Regions from separate parts of the Homo sapiens genome. Here region 2 is linked to region 1. A link is a contact called in ENCODE Hi-C data. All regions are on one chromosome and are shown on one strand. Each heading gives the region's core, a stretch centred on a gene start or an enhancer-like site at or near the end of the contact. The rest is flanking DNA. Distances are from core to core; before and after follow the strand shown.

Evidence for each region. Hi-C counts contacts between places; a loop is a spot of excess contacts on that map. Pooled maps may share reads with other maps.
Region 2: a loop to region 1 is called in a map of cardiac septum, with 4 times the contacts of the local background. The contact joins two enhancer-like sites. A Hi-C loop is called at or near these places in 1 of 168 maps with a recorded cell type or tissue (cardiac septum), 1 of 37 single-sample maps with no recorded cell type and 5 of 50 pooled maps.

Annotation. Positions count from the first base shown.
Region 1 is chr5:159,448,162-159,453,551 of GRCh38, reverse strand. LINC01845 (long intergenic non-protein coding RNA 1845) reads left to right here. Exons shown (of 7, transcript NR_027110.2): 5 at 21-163; 6 at 759-970; 7 at 4,096-4,996. Among named protein-coding and RNA genes, the nearest start is that of LINC01845, 15 kb to the left of the region's middle. Within about 2 kb of position 2,196, at least 8 of the 41 ENCODE cell types and tissues checked have a DNase peak (open chromatin) inside an H3K27ac peak, as active enhancers do.
Region 2 is chr5:159,602,238-159,607,447 of GRCh38, reverse strand. All of the region lies in intron 16 of LOC105377684 (a long non-coding RNA gene), which reads right to left. Among named protein-coding and RNA genes, the nearest start is that of LINC01845, 140 kb to the right of the region's middle. Within about 2 kb of position 1,572, at least 4 of the 41 ENCODE cell types and tissues checked have a DNase peak (open chromatin) inside an H3K27ac peak, as active enhancers do.

The sequences.
Region 1 (5,390 bases), core at 947-3,446:
AAATGATATGTTAAAAATAGTGGGGGAATGCCGAAGAAACACTCAGAGTTAATGAGATGAATCCCCCTACATGAGCATTGTGGGATGTCTGCCCAACCCACACAGCCAAGATATGCTCCTTCAGGTGTGTCCTGCCCACCGACCACAGCTGACTGAACCACAGGTAGGCAGACACCAGGCCTAAGCTGGGCCAATGAGTTCCTCCCTTTTTGGGGACTGCGACTCAAGCACGTTCCTCCTTCTCTGCCGCCCACTTCTGAGGATAAGCAGAGGCCAGAGTTCCGGGTCCCACTTGCCATCACTGCACACAAACGTGCAGCAGCAGTCCATTGAGCATGTATGGTCCTCACTTATTTGTGTGTTTTTAACTGAGTCTCCTGGCAGATGGCAATTACAATATTTCTTGAAGGGGCAGCTTTTCTAATTGGTGCAATTGGGCCATGGGCAGGGCTGGGTATCCTCATGTCATACGTCCACCAATGCAGTGAAAGCCAGTCCAGAGAGAGAAGAGATGAGGTAGACATTCAGAGGAGCCAGAGATGAGAGACTGTGGCACCCAAAGTGAGAAGCTGTGAGAGCACGTCCCCAAGGCGCCTGTGCCACTTCCGGTCCAATCAGCCATTTCCACCCCTGGCTTCCCTAAGCTGCCTCTTACAATCAGTTCCCATAATTTGCTGAGGCGAGTTTGAGGAACTTTCTATTACTCGTCTAGGGGGATAACATTTCTAAGCTATTAACCAATGTGCTCTTTATTCTAGAATTTCCTTTTACCCCGGGCTGCTCCCCTTTTTGTGTTCAGCCCAGCAGTCTGCCTTCATTCCCTCAAGGAAGAGCTGACATAAAAGAAAGCAAAGGGGTGGCAAAAAAAAGAAGTTAATGATTAACCTTGAGCTTCAAGAGCTTAAGCATAGGCAAATAGGAAGGCTTCGTGCACATACAACATATTTGAGAGAATATGAGTGGAGTAAAGGTAAGGCGTCCTATTCCCAGAATGGAAAGACGTCCCTAGGCTGGAGAGTAAGGGGGCGGGGAGAATACAGACCAATTAGGACCTAATTTGTAGGACTCAAGGACAAGGTGGGAAAGCGTCTAGAGATGGCTCAGGCTCTGCTTGAGTCAGCACTGTCCTTCCATATTGCCCAGGAGCTATGCAGACCACTGGAGACACACCAGGGTCCATTCCACTGAGCACCATATGTTTCCTGAGCTAAGGCACCTGGGAAAATCCCCCCACCATGGGAGCCAGCACCTCACCACTGACTGCAGAAATGAGGTCCATCAGACTCTGGTACTTTCTTCAGTCCACTCTGAGCCACCCACCTTCTGTGGCACCCACCAACCAGAGTGACCACTTCAGCAAGCACTGTACATAGTATCGCCAGAGTAGCAGGATCAAGTGATGCGGCCACTTAGAGAACTTGTAGTTCAGCAAGAAATGAGACTTGATAAAAATATCATTTTATCTTTGTGGGCAAGCTGAGAAAATGAGGGTAAGATGGCAGCACATTTGGGGGAATTGGGAACCATCCGAACAACCGATGTGCTTGAAGCCTGATTAATTATGCCAGGGTCCACTTCGAAAGCAGTCTCTGTCCTCAGTCCTCAACTCTGTCCTATTCAGGTGGCAGCTAATCAAAGTAGAGGCCATTTCCTGACTCAGCAGAAAAGAGAGTCATGATCAGCTGCAAGGTCTGCCACGGCTCAGACGTGGCACCCGGCACACGCTCCTGCCATTTGCTTTCTCTGCCCTCTACCACAGCATCCCTGCCACACCTCTTTTCCTCCTGAGCAAGGACCACCCAGAAGTCACTCTATGGCTTACTTTTTGTGTTGTGAGTACCAGTAAGCCACTCAAATGGACTACAGAAATAAAGGAAAGGTATATTAAAAGGATACAGGGTGTCTCCGAGAACCCTGGAGAGGAGCTCATCTGGATTCTTTCCTAGGCACACTACCACAATGAGCAAAATCTAATAAACTAAACAATTCTGCAGTTGGATTTTTTAAAACTCCAATTGCACCAATCCTAGATGGGAAGGAATGCAGCTTGATGCTAGCACATGTGATAAAAACACTTAGGATTTTGACTGCCAGCTCAGAATGAGTCAACAATGTGATGTGACTGCCAAAAAAGCCAGTGTAATCTCGGGCTGCACTAAACAGAGAGGAGTGATGGTGCGGCCTTCAGTTCAGAGAATCATGTATCAAGGCCCAGTGAACAGAGAAGGGCGGCCAAGGAGGACTCAGAATCATGCCGTATGGGGGAAAATAATGGGAGTACCTGGGATATTGCCGTCTGGCCTCCTTTTCAGGGATTGGTGGGAATGTTCTGGACCTGAGCTTACCAGTAAAGAGTCTAGGGTTAGACTGCCTGAATTGAAACCCCAACCCAGCTACTTACTAGCTTTTTCCTACATGCCAAGAATGAGATATTTATTCCTCATCACTACCTTCTGAAGAAATACCATCTTCATCCCTATCATACAGATGAGAAAACTGAGGCACAGAGAGGTTCAGTAGCTTGCCAAAGGTCACACTGCAAGCAAATTGAAGAAATATCCTTTGAATGCAAGGAGAGTGTACTTTCTTTGTTCTTCCCCTAAGCAGCTATACAACCTTGAATCTTGTCACTTCTCACTATACTTCAGTTAGCCCTAGGGCTACGTGACCAAGTACCCCAAAACATAGAGGCTTCAAGCAAAAATTCTTATTTGTTCACAGATCTGCAATCTGGGCAAGACTTGGTGGGGACAGCTCATCTCTGCTCTACTGGGATCAGCTGGGGTGGCTCAAAGGTGGGGTTGGAAGCCTCACTCACTCTCCATTTGGTACCAAACATCTGGAGGCTAGAACAGCAGAGGATCCTTGGACATCACTCTCTGTGGTGTCTCTCCACATGCTCTCTCCAGCACAGCACCTGCAGGGTAACCAAACATTTCACAAGTTGGCTTGTGGCTCCCTGGCATACATCCTGAGACAGACTGAGAGAGCCAGGTAGACGCTTTCATGTCCTAGCCTCAGAAGTCACATCGTGTGACTTCTATCACATCCTTAGTACAATCGGAATAACCACAGTGCTTCCCTGTAAGGACGAATTGAGACAATGCAGGTAAAATGCTTAGCACATTGTCTGGAAGCTGATGAAGATTCTATAAATGTCAGCTGTTGTTATTTTAAAAGTGGCTCAAAAAAGACATCTTAAAAAGACAAATCTGCTACTACTACCAAAAACATGCGTCACGCACCCTTAAGCCCAGCAAATACCTTTTGTCCACTGGTGTCTTTCCTTGCCCCATGTAGTCAGACACTGAAGCTCGCTGCTCTGGGAAGTCACACCTCACCCTCTCGTCCCATCCCTCTGATAAACAAGGCCGGTACTTGGAACTGCCTGGGTTGTGCTTCCCAGGAGGGGTACCTTCGCTGACTCAGCTGGGAAGGCATCCAGTGACTCATCAACTATCAAAAATTGATTAAACATCCTCAGGTCTTGGGAAGGGAGAAAATGCCCAGGAGACCCAAGATCCTCTCTTACCCCAGGACCCCAGTGGTTCCTCAGAGAGGAAAACCTGGGCTTGAAGATTAACTGGGCCTTCATATGAGCGGAGGTGTTAGTCATTCTGGGCACATACACGTCTCCAGCATTAGTAAGAAGAGTTGCCAGCTCCCTTCTGAATATTCAAACTCATGGCTAGCCCCCCTCCCGCATCCATTCCCATGGCTTCAACTACCATCCAAGCTAATGAGTCCTAAATCCATATCTCCAACCCAGAATTATTTCAGGAGCTTGAGACCTGCCCCACTCAGATGTCCCAAAGGGCCCTGAAACTCAGCATGCCCCCCTAATGTTGGACTCACCTCCTTTCCCTCACCCAGACCACGACTCTCAGTGAAGATTTCCATGGTGCACCCAGTGGCCCAAACCAGAAATCCAGCTTACCTTGACACTCCCCTGCTCTGCCCCTCAGGAGTGACCCATCACAGGTTCTGCAGTTTCTACCTCCTAATCTCCCTCTGCCAAGAATTTTCTTAGACAACATCCTCATAGCTTCTGAACCCAACTCTATCCTTCTCCAATTTTCCCCTCGCTGCTGTAAGATCTCTGCCAAATGTAAACATGAGCATCGCCGCTCTGTGTAAGACTCTTCAGTGACTCCCCCTTGCCTTCCAGATAAAGTCCATGTTTCTTAACATGGTTCCAAGGCCTTGCTTGATCCAGTGACTATGCATCCATTACAGGCTGAATTGTGTCCCATAAAATTCATACATTGAAGCCCCAGCCTCCAGTAATTCAGAACATGACTGTATTTGTAGATAGAGTCTTTAACGAGGTAATTAAGTTAAAATGAGGTCATGTGTGGGGGCCCTTAATTCAATATGCCTGACGTCTTTATACAAAAAGGAGATAAGGACACAGACACGAACAGAGGGAAGCCCATGTGAAGGCAAAGAGGAAAATGGCCATTACCACCCAAGGAGAGAGGCCTCAGGAGAAACCAACCCAGCTAACACCTGGATCTCAAACTTCCTGCCTCCAGAATGATGAGAACATACATTTCTGTTGTTTTAACCACCCAGTCGGTGATACTTTGCTCTGGCAGCCCTAGCATCTCTCTCCTTCACCTCCCTAAACCGCCCTCCCCAGGTTATGACACTCTAGCTGTGTGCTCAATGCCCTCTCCACTCCAGGCTGGCCCCACTCTCACCTGGGCATCTACATTGCTCCCACCACTCTTCATCCAGCTAACTCCTTCCTCCATGAAGCCATCCCTGACCTTTAAGTATCTCCTAAGATACCCGCTTCCTTCCCCTCTCAGAGCCCCATGTTACGACTACCCATTTACTCTGTGTCAATACCACACTGTGTGCTACATTAGAACAGGGGCCATATGTATCTTGCTCACATCTGTGCCTAGAACAGTGTCTGGTACCTACAAGTGCTCAATAAATTCTTTTGGATGACTGGCAATTAATGAAAATAAATCAAATAATTCAAAGCTGATCATATTTACTATTTTTTTAAAAAATGAAGTTCATAAATATCTTAATAGAGATTCCCAGTGAAGTCCCCTTTTGAGGGCTTAAGTTTACAAAGCAAAGCCACTCTGTCATAAATTTGTGTTTCTTTGGCCACCAGAGACTTCGAAAGGAGGCCCTAATAGAAGGCAGCTGATTCAAATTTAGTTCGGGCACCAAGACCACGCTTTAACGTGTAACAACATGGTGAGCTGAAGTCACACTCTGGGTCCTTATCTTTGTTTCAGGAAAACTGAGCCCCAGATCTCCTGGCCATCTCACTGGGAGTCGGGAAAAGGCCCGACTGCTTCCATAACAGACAGCAAGAAGCCCTGCACCTCTACAGGCAACCCGTGGCACAGGGACACATATTCATT
Region 2 (5,210 bases), core at 323-2,822, 150 kb before region 1:
GCAACTGACTTCTCATTTGGAAATGATGAAACATCATTTTTCATGTACTGAAATAAAAAAAATACTCTATCAACCTAAAATCTAGTGAAAATGCCCTTCAAAAATGAAGGCCAGATTAAGATATTTTCAGAAAAGTAAAAACTGAGAGAATTTATAATTGGCAGACCTGCACTGTAAAAATATGTATTAAGAAAAATTCTTCAGGCTGAAAGGAGAATGATGCAAATATGTCTATATCTGTAGGTAGAAATGAAAAACACTTGAAAGGAAAAAATGTGTACATAAATATAAAAGGAGATTTTTAAAATTTTCTTTATAAGACTTTGGCTATTTAAAGTATAGACAACAATATATTCTCTGGTTTATGATATATTAGAAGTAAAATATATGACAAATAGCACAAAAGGTGGAGGGGGTTGGTAAATGAAATTATATTGTAGCAAGGTTCTAACATTGTTCATGGATTGGCATGATAATAATTTAAGGTGGACATGATAAATTAAAGAACAACTATTATAATAATCTCTATATAACTACTAAAAATAATATAAAGAAGTATAGATAAATTTCATCAGACCAAAGAGCATGTGCCCCAAACTAAAAGTCCTGATTTGGGCCTAGAGTTAGAAAATGTAACAGGATAAATAGTAATTCTCCTCTCTGAAAATTGTCTGGTATATGTTTATGCGTTAGTCTGTATCTGACCCATATTTTTATTTTCACTCTTTCCCCCATGCCTCTTTCTTTCATTTTCTCTTTCTTCTTTTTTCTTCTCTTTACTCTCTCTCTCACTTCCCTTGTACAATGTATGCTTTTTGGGTATATTTTAAAAATTTACTTTATGTATTGAATAATGGCATATTATTTCCTATCCTTTTTTTTTCCTCAGAGAAGCAAAATATCTTACATTTTCTTTCTAAAAAATAAAATGGATTTTTACTATGTGGCCCATCCTTAATTCTTCATGTGAGTCATATTGATCTTTGCTATAGCATTATACATTAAACTAATGGCTTCTTTCTAAGTGAACTTAAGACTGTGTATGTATTTTTTGAATGGGAGCAAGTTTCAAGCTCTGTATTACAAAAAATAAATTTGTAACTTATCCTAGCTTCACATCTGAGTCCATTGCTTTCTGAAATGTCTGAGTGAAAGTAAAAGGACTAGGAAGCAGAATGCCTGGAAGTGGGAAAAAGTCTTGTATTTCTCCAGGGGAGGCATTTGAGACATATTTCAGATGGCTGATTCGTATAATTTGAAGTTACAATTGCTTGTTCATTTTAAGCAAGTTACCTGCCCATGCACCCATGCATGTGCACACAAACATACATACGCTTTGCAGGATGTTTCAAGGTAAACAGCCAAATACGTCTTATAACAAATTCTTTCTTGTATATCAAAACCATTATTACCAATATCAATTCACAGTTTCCAAAGAGAGTTAACTTTGCTTGGCTACCACATTTTCCGTAAACCCAAGGCTGTCTACACTGGTATTCTCTGCAATCAGGAAATGAGCAGATCTGAAAATGAGGTGTCCTGCTATTTGGGCAACACACAGACTGCTGGAATGTTCTTATCTTCCTGGCAAATTCACTGGGGGAACATTTGACCATGGCCACTCCACAGCACAGTTGCTGTCACTCCAGCATAGTATGCGTGGAAGAATGCAAGTGCACAACATGTTTGCCTGGAAACTTGCCCACAGTTCATTACCAGAGAGTCCAGTCTATTGTATCTTAGCCAAATTAAGGTTTGGGAAGTATTCGTTTTGTGGTGAGTTCAAATTTTCTGTGTCTTTGACCCTTATTCCTCTCAGAGAACCAAAGTAGAAAAAGCTTAGCTGTTCATAAACATAGCATATAAATTAATCATGATTTGGGTCCTGAGGCTTTTTTTTTCAATAGTGAAGGTCAAGGCAAATGCCATGACACAGCCTGTCTTTCTATAATAAACAGCTGCTTTCCTAAGAAAAGTTGCACTAACAAAATTTGTCCTGTAATAATTTCTGTCATTTATTGACTGCTTATTATCTGTTAGACACTGTGCTGAGGTCTCACAAGATCATTTCATTGACTCCTCACAGCCCTAAAGATAAGCACTATTATGATCCTCATTTTACAAATGAAAAACTGAGGCCGAGTGCTTAGATGATTTTTACACTATTCTTGATGGTGCCTAGGTTCAAAGTCTAATTCAAATAAGTCTAATTCAGAGTGTTTTTTCCTAATCACTGTGCTCGACCACTTCTCATTGAAAACAAATAAAAAATTGTTGAAATGGAGAAAAAGAGTTTAGGAGTTAGAGAGTTTCTTTTATACAGTTTTATTACTTTTGCTGCTCATTATTAGTGCAAAATGAAAATAAATTATAGAACAGTTCACAACTACAAATGGTCGACAAAAGTAAACTCACACTGAGAAACCAACCACTCCTACAAGTAGCAGTGTGCTTCTGTGTTTTGGAAAACCAACTTTTCTTATTTAAGTGATGACAATTATACAGTGATTCTATCAGAACTCTAATGTTCTGCACAGTTAAAATTGAATGCCCTAATTGGTCAATGCCACTACATCTAGCTTGCATTCTGAAAATAAGCTATTGGAGAAATGCCTGTAAATCTAAGGTAGCTTTTTCAGCTATAAATAGGCCAGGATATATATATATATATATATATATATATATATATATATATATATATATATACAATTTTTTTTTTGAGACAAAGTATTACTCTGTCACTCAGGCTGGAGTGCAGTGGCACCATCATAGCTCACTGCAGCTTTGAACGCTTGGTCTCAAGTGTTCCTCCCACCTCAGCCTCCCAAGTAGCTGGGACTACAGGTGCAAGCCACTAGTTCCAGCTAGTGAATTTTTTTTTTTTTTTTTTTTTGTAGAGACAGGGTCTCACTATGTTGCCTAGGCTGGTCTTGAACTCCTGGCCTCATATGATCCTCCCATATTGGCCACCCAAAATGTTAGGATTACAGGCATGAGCTTCTGGGCTCAGCTACGTCAGATTTTTTAGGGAACCCCATGTTTATTTCTTGCCACATCTGAATTTTTAAGTTTCACATCATACGGAAAAAACCACTGAGCTCATTGTATTGGCTTTATTTTTTTTTTTTAACTAAATGTCTACAACCATCAGAGAACTGGGAGCATTGTGTCCTGGGAAAGAGCACAACCATGTAGCCTTTTCCTTATGTCTCATGTCTCATACTGCACTGGTAGACAGATGGATACTCAGTGTATCAGCAGATTTCTGCTGTAATAATTCTATGTAGCAACAACCCTCCTCCCAAACCTCAATAGCTAACAAAAAAAAAATTCAATTTAATGTTGATAGGGATATAGGCAGCCTGTGAATTGGCTTTGCTCAGCTGGGCTAAGCTAGACTCCAATCTGTGGTTTGGGTTTATGCCTGCTCCGTATGTCTTTATTCCAGGACTCAGGCTGAAAGAGTAATGATTACTGGGAACGTACGCCTTACTCAAAGGTAAAAAGTTTGAGACGCTTGACAGAAACTTGCTGTCTCTTAAAGTGTCTGCTCAGAATTGGTGTATTCTCATTTTACTTCTGCCTATATTCATTGGCCAAAAAAAGTCACATAGCCAAGTCCAAGTAAGTAAGTAGGGGCAGGTATGTATACTCTGTTTACTATTGTGACAGGCACTAGAAAGTATATGGCAGAGGTTGTGAGTGTATAATCCTTTATAGAAAGGAATAAAGAGTTGAGAACAATAATTCAATATAATCACACTGAATATTTCCTACAATATGTTCCTCATCCATTTTTTATAGGACCCATGATATTTTATTGCAATTGTGCTTATAGAAATACATAATTCTTCAGTAGACTGTGACTAGGTTTTCACCCATTTCCAGCCCCAAGGACCAGGGCACTGCTTCTCACATTAGTAGATATTCAATAAATATCCAAAGAACGAATGTATGAATAAATACACTTATAAGGCAGCGATTATGAACAAACAAATTATTTAATTCTCAAAATAAGATTATGCCAAGGCATCCTCTACTGGAAAGTTGATAAATTACTGGTATAGAAAGTAGTTATCTATAAGAAGTCTTATTTTGAAATGTTCCAACTTTGTATCATGTTATCCATTTGCTGGGTAATTATTTATTGAGCGTCAACTATGTGCCAGGTACAAGGGTATGAAAGTGAATAAGATAGACTCAATTACTGCCCTCACCAAGGTACTAGGCAAGAGAGACAAACAGGAAATGATCACATCCACGATTATGGAAGTGCAGGAGCACCTGATCCGTCCTGGGAGACCAGCAAAGTCTTCCTGGACACCATGACTTTTAAGCTAAGATCAAAACAGTAAGCAGAAAGAGAAGGGGAAGCAAGACGAACTTTCAAAACGGAGGAAACTATATGTGAGTAAGAAAAGACAAAGGTAAAACCCAGGTTCAGATTTAGGTAGCTGGGAGAATGGTGTTATGATGACATTTACTAAGAAGAAATATAGGAGGAAGAGAGTGTATGCGTTGGTTAGGGTGATGGGGTGGTGATGGGGTGGGTATGGGGATTTATTTATGAATACTGATGGCTTGGAGATACAAGTGGTACCTCCTGAAAAAGACACCCAGGTAGCAGTTGTATCTGAAAGTCTCAATTTCAGATGAGAGGTAGGAGCTGAAATATAAATTTGTGATTCATCCATATATATATGTGATATAATAAAGAATATATCTGGTCTTTATCCCAGTTCTTGGTGCAAAGATTTTGAAACCTTGAGTAATAACAATGTCTTTGTTATGCTAATGGGATGACTCATGCTGGGTTCCTAAATAGCTTTAGGATGGGGGCTGGTCACCAGGAAGACCAATCCCATGATTAGAGTGTTAGAACCTTAGGCTGCCAGCCCAATAATGTCCAGTGAGAGAAGTGAGGCTGGAGACTGAGCTCAACAACATGGCCAGTGATTTAATCAATCGTGATTTGATCAGTCATCGGTGATCTGATCCATCAACCATAATGAAGCCCCAGTAAAAACTCTGGAAACCAAGGCTCAAAGGAGCTTCCTGGTTGGTGAACAACTGATGTGCTGAGAGATAAATATGCCTGGATTCCTAGAGGAGAGGGCAGAGAAGCTCAGTGTCCTTCCCCTCCCAAGACCTTGTCTTATGTGCCTCTTCTGTTTAGCTGTTCCTGGGTTGTATCCTTTATAATAAAACTG